Regions from separate parts of the Mus musculus genome. Here region 1 is linked to region 2. Evidence: chromatin loops called from intact Hi-C (ENCODE). Cell type or tissue: gastrocnemius. All regions are shown on one strand. Links, peaks and the distances in the headings refer to the core of each region. The heading gives the core; the rest is flanking DNA. Region 1 overlaps Slco2b1 (solute carrier organic anion transporter family, member 2b1). Region 2 has its middle 27 kb from the start of Neu3.

Evidence for each region. Hi-C counts contacts between places; a loop is a spot of excess contacts. Peaks named below come from ENCODE experiments on the same cell type or tissue, not always from the same donor. Only the 100,000 strongest peaks of a DNase experiment are listed, where the experiment ranks them.
Region 1: a loop joins it to region 2, with 6 times the contacts of the local background. A loop is called at or near these places in 30 of 42 quality-filtered maps.

The regions. Positions count from the first base shown.
Region 1 is chr7:99,658,293-99,661,197 of GRCm38, forward strand. Slco2b1 (solute carrier organic anion transporter family, member 2b1) reads right to left here. Exons shown (of 14, transcript NM_001252530.1): 13 at 2,812-2,905; 14 at 1-1,884. The coding sequence ends at 1,749. Among named protein-coding and RNA genes, the nearest start is that of Gm25409, 5.9 kb to the left of the region's middle. In gastrocnemius, for the core only: a CTCF peak has its summit at 1,225 (motif pointing right); a DNase peak (open chromatin) is centred at 1,242.
Region 2 is chr7:99,799,599-99,802,503 of GRCm38, forward strand. No RefSeq gene overlaps it. Among named protein-coding and RNA genes, the nearest start is that of Neu3, 27 kb to the right of the region's middle. In gastrocnemius, for the core only: no CTCF peak of the experiment used is centred there; no DNase peak of the experiment used is centred there.

The sequences.
Region 1 (2,905 bases), core at 190-2,689, 140 kb before region 2:
AGGATGCCAGGGTAGATTAACCCGGTGAGGCTGAAGTCTAAATAACTGGAAGCGATGTGGCTGACGCAAACCTCTAATGCAGTTTAGAAGGATAAATTTTTGTCGTGGAAGAGTCATTATGCAGAGACAAATTTAATAATCAGCTGTATGTATACAGCCAGGCTATTCCTGTACAAACTGGGAAACAGGAAAATAGACAGAATGGAAACCCGCTAACAGACTTGTCTTGGTGAAAGTGACTTCAAAATTCTTGGCACTGATTAGTGTAGGCTCAGGCACTGGTTAAACACTCAACTGTGGGAAATTCAGCAACCAGGCTCATCTCTTTGTCCTCCTCCTCTTCTCCTCTTTCCTTCTCTCTATTCTTTGTTGAGACATTCACATGTAGTCCAGGTTAGACTCAAACTCACTATGGAGCTGAGTGAAAAATACATTGTATTGAACTTCTGATCTAGTCTCTAAATGCTAGGTCACAGATGCGTGCCACCATGCCTGACAGGAATGAGACTTCTATAGTCCCTTCTTTTGCACTGGGAACAAGTACCCCAGCTAAGGCTAAGAGCTGGCACACAGGTAGGGAGGCTGCTGGTAGCTCCTTACCTCCCTTCCTAGCCACACAGGTGGGGCGTGTAGCATTACCAGGCCAGGCTGGGAGTAGATCAGGGCTTTCTCTTCTACTGCCTGGAAGCAACTGGGTCAGATGAGCCTAGCCAGAAAGCAGGACAAGGCCTGACTTGGAAAAGAATTGGGGGTTCCAGGGATCTGATCCAAGGATGCTGCACGATGCAGAGCTTGGCTTTGCTCTTCTCTGCCCTGAGACCTCACATCGGTCCAGAGACCTCACAGAACCAGACGGCACCCCTGACTTGGCTACGACAGTATCAGGTATTAGTTACAAAGTCCTGGGGATATGGACTAGGTTTCTATTCCCAAAAGCTACAGTGACTTTGATGGTCCCTGGTCAAACGTGCGAGATCTTGACAATATACATTTAGTAGGAGCAGGTCCCGATATAAAGTGGTCTCTGAAGTTAAAAGGTCTCTGAAAGAAAGGATAAACCTCCATTTCCCAACTGTGGCTCCCTGATGACAAAAGCTGCGACATTCTGAATCAAAGAATCCCTCGCCTGCTCCAGCTAAAATTCCCACCCACACACGTCAATCAAATAGTGTCCTCCCTCCTGCATTTGGAAATCTCCTTAATCTCATCTCTGAACTCTGCCTCCAGGGGGCGCCAAATAGACACTACTTGAAGGCCGCTGGGGCTTGGGGAGGAGGCCTTGACTGCACAGATGTGCACAGCTGGAGCCTAAGAGAGAGCATGGAGAGGGTCTCCACAAGTGGCAGAGCCGGGCTGAGGCACTGGGTGGAGCACAGCATGGTCTAGTCTGTCTAACTCCCTGTTCTAGAATCAGGGGAGAGAGGTGCCGTATAGCTCCTCCCCACCACTGAAGCTAGGTTCCAGGTTGGCCATCTGGCTGGGGGAGGAATGGGGATGGCCCTCTTGCTTGAGAAATGGCCAACACAGTGACTCCTTGGTGCCAAAGAGCAAGCAAGGCCAGAAGTGTGTTCAAAGTCACTTCACAGTTTAGTAGAGGACCCTCAGGCACTGGACGGTGGTGCTTCCGATACCGTGGGTGCTGATTTGCCCATTGTTGGCAAACGCTCAGAGGATGCCACTCCTGGTCAGGGTGGGGCTGGGACCGTCAACCTCCTGGAATCCTTAGGCTTCTTCTCTGGTCCTGATGCTTATAGCTGTTGTAGTTCCGAGCTCTTTACAGTGGTCCTGGTGCTGGCCTCTCTGCTCTGTTGCCTCAAGATGGCCAAAACTAAGGTAAAGCACACCAGGGATCCACTTTTGAAGAAGAACTGGAGGCCTATGAATCTGAGGGAAGAACGAGAAACCTTGAACTCAGGAGCCCACGCCTCAGGTACTTGTTAGCCTCAGCGTGGGGATGGTAGAGTCAGTAGACCGGGTGCAACTATGTACTGAGGCCTGGAGAGGGGGGAAGCTCTGCAGGGACCCTGGGGTGTGTCGGGGAGAGATTAAACATCCCTCTTACTTTGTCACTGACAGAAGGATGACCCAGGCTAGCCCTACATATCCTAAAAGCAGGATTCCCCTTTCCCACCTAACTCCTGAAGACCCCTGTTTGGCTTTTCCTTTGCAGAGAAGCCTCCCTAGACAGTCCCAGACTGCAGGAACTGTGTCCTGTGGCTCAGAGACAGAGGCAGCCACTCCCCAGCTGGCTCTTGTCTTGTTTCAAGTCCTTCTACATCTACCTAGCCTATGTTATCCATTCCTGCCTTTGAGCTCCTCTGAGCTCTCCATTGTACAGATAGGAAGACTGAGCCCCAGGGGGAGGGTAAGGACTGTCTGCTGACTGATAGCTTAGAGGAGAGATATGGCTCTGTCATTTATAAGAGCCTGGGGTCTCTTTCTTTAACTGTCATTTTCCTCATTGGGGAGCTATCCAGCATGGATGCGTATGTGGGAAATCCCAGCACTTAAAAGGCTGAGGTGGGAGGACTGTTGTGGGTTCAAGGTCAGCCTGGCTGCTCTAGTGAGATCAAGAACAGCATGGGCATAAAATGAGGTCATGACTCAAAAAAAAAAAGAAAGTATCCAGGGTTTAGTGGCACACGCCTGTAATCCCAGTGATTGAGAGGCAGAGGCAGGAAGGTTGGGAATTCAAGGCCAGCTTCAGTTATACGGTGAATTCCAGACCAGCTAGATGAGAGCTCTCTAGAGGCAGTCTCTAACTTGCAGGATGGGTGTGCTCTGACATGAACTTCCCACCCTGGTGCTTACCGGTTTCGGAGCAGGTCATGGTCGTAGTAGCGGCAGACAGCTCTCCGCCCACAGGTCAGGGCCCAGTGAACACAGGTGGTATCGATGGCACTGC
Region 2 (2,905 bases), core at 173-2,672:
GAGGCCATCTGAGGTCCTCTCACCAGCCAAGAGGTTAACATGGTTGTGCCCGATTTTCAGAGGAGGAAAGGCAAGTCTAGAGTTTAACGTATTGCCCGAGTTCTAAAAATTAAAGGAGAATGGAGAGAGGAGAGAAAAAACAAAAAAGCCGGAACTGTAATTAAGACTTAAAATGGGCAGTGGTGGTGCACACCTTTAATCCCAGCACTCAGCAGACAGAGGCTGGCAGATCTCTGAGTTCGAGGTCAGCTTGGTCTACACAGCAAATTTGAGGACAGACAGCAGGGCTATACAGAGAACTCCTGTCTTGAAAAGCAAAAACAAAAACAAAAATAACCACACAAAACTCACAAGACTTAAGAACCTTTCCTTCTTGAGATAGGGAGGTAGCTTAGTTGGTAAAGTGCTTGCCATACAATCCCAAAGACCTGAAGACCAAGGTTCAGTTTCACAGAATGCTTTTTAAAACAACAACGATGACAACAAAAACCTGGGCAGAGCAGATCTTAGCACTGGGCAGACACACAGGAAGATCCCTGGGGCTCACTGGAACGTTAGCCTTGTCAATCAGTAAACGCCGGGTTCAGTGGGAGATTCTGTCTCAAAAAATAAGGTGGAGAGCTACTGGGGATGACAGCCAATAGCAGTGTCTGGCCTGCGCTCTCTCTCTCTCTCTCTCTCTCTCTCTCTCTCTCTCTCTCTCTCACACACACACACACACACACACACACACACACACACCTTTACTCTCCTCCCAGCTTCTTCCTAATTCCCAGCATCTCTCACCCCACACTGTTCTGTTCAGTAAAGTTCTGTACAACAGTCAACATTCTCCTAAGCATCATTGAAGTACTTCCCTCCCTCCCTTGAAACTTTGTCACAGAAAATATATTTTAATGACCCCTGCCCTCAGGCCACAGAGCCCACAGCCAAGCCCAGAGGGAGGCCTCTCTTCCCTGCAGTCTAGACTTCTCCACGTTTAAGCAGATGTATCCCAGACCCAAGCTAAGTGGGCTTAGCCTGACACACAGGCCTAGATCAACCTAGGCTCCCACAAAGAAGCCAGACTCGGACTTTCCAACCTTGACCTTTTAGGCAGCTGTGATTGCTGTTATCTCAGATACTCAAAATCAGGATTTCCCAAAAGGTACTTCTGGGCTTATTACATGGCTTAAAATTACCAGGTAGCTGAATTTAAGCCCCATGTGCCTTCAGCCAGGCACAGAAGCGCTGTGCTGGATAGTTTTCTGTCAACTTGACACAAGTTAAAGTCTTCTGAGAGGGGGGAACCCTTAATCTTTCAATTAAGAAAACGCCTCCATAAGATCAGGTTGTAGCAGCCGGGCAGTGGTGTGTAGCAGCCGGGCAGTGGTGGCACACGCCTTTAATCCCAGCACTTGGGAGGCAGAGACAAGTGAGTTTCTGAGATCAAGGCCAGCCTGGTCTACAGAGTGAGTTCCAGGACAGCCAAGGGCTACACAGAGAAACCATGTTTCAAAAAACAAAAACAAACAAACAAAAAGAAAAGGATCAGGCTGTAGGGCATTTCCTTAATGATTGATGAGGGGTGATGCCACCGGGGATGGTGGTCCTGCTAAGCAAGCCATAGGAGTAAACCAGTAAGCAGCACTTCTCCATGGCCTCTGCATCAGCTCCTGCCTCCAGGTTCCAGCCCTGCTTGAGTTCCTGTCCTCACTTCTTCAGTGATGAACCATGATGGGGAAACATAAGCTAAATAAACCCTTCCCTCCCCAAGCTCCTTTGATCTTAATCATTGTATTTCAGCACAGCAATAGAAACCTGAAGACAGCAGTAGTTCTCCCAAGGACAGCCACCCACCTGAGCTAAATTTTGAGTCCCAGCTAGCAGCATTTGGCCTTAGCTCTCCCAACAGGTACACACATGCCTGCAAGCCAGGACCTTTGTCGGAACCCATTGAGATCAATGGCGTCTTGAGGCCTGCCCTAGAGCCTGGTTCTGGGTTGGTTCAAGGCCTGTGACCACCTACTGAAATTCCTAGGGCACTGGATGTTCCTTAGCATCGAAAGTATTGATGGACACCTACCCACAATGCCCTTCTCCAAAGATGTGAATAAACCGCAGCGTTCTCCAGAGGAGCATCCTCACAGAGGATGGGGAAGGATGTTTTTTTATGTAAGGGACTGGGCTCTGGCCTTCATATCTCTCGCCCCCTTCAGATCTTCTCCGATTCCTTTTGTAACCACCATACTGGTTTTTGGAAGCATCAGCGTCCAATCACAAGTCCCAGGTTAAATGTGCTCACCCTTAGCATTCCTTAATAACAACATAGCAGATGCAACCTGGAATACTAGCCAGGCATCTGGAAGAGCTTCTGTCTTGGTTCATTTCCTATTTCTGTAGTGAGACACTATGCACAGACAACTGTAGAAGAAAGTTTATTTGGGGCATACAATTTTAGAGGGTAAGTCCATCACCATTGTGGCTGGGAGCATGGCAGCAGGCAGGCAGGCATGGCACTGGACAGTATCTGAGAACTTACATCTTGATTCATAAACATGAGGTACATAGAGGTGACTGAGAACAACATGGGCTTTTGAAACATAAAACCCCACCCTCAACCCCAAGAAAACATCTCCAGCGACGCACCTCCTCCAACAAAGCCACACCTCCTAATCCTCCCCAAACAGTTCCATCAACTGGGGACAAAGTATTCAAATATTTGAGCCTATGGGGCTATTCCTATTCAAAGCATCACAGCATGGGTGGGTATGTAGCTCAGCATGGGTGGGTATGTACCTCAGCTTGGGGTCCTGTTCATGGCATCTCTCTGAGCCCGGCCTCCACTTTACTTCATGCTACCAGAGATCATCCTTGGGGTTGCTTCAAAGCCCTCTGAGGTCAAGGAAGGTCAAGAAGAGCAGGG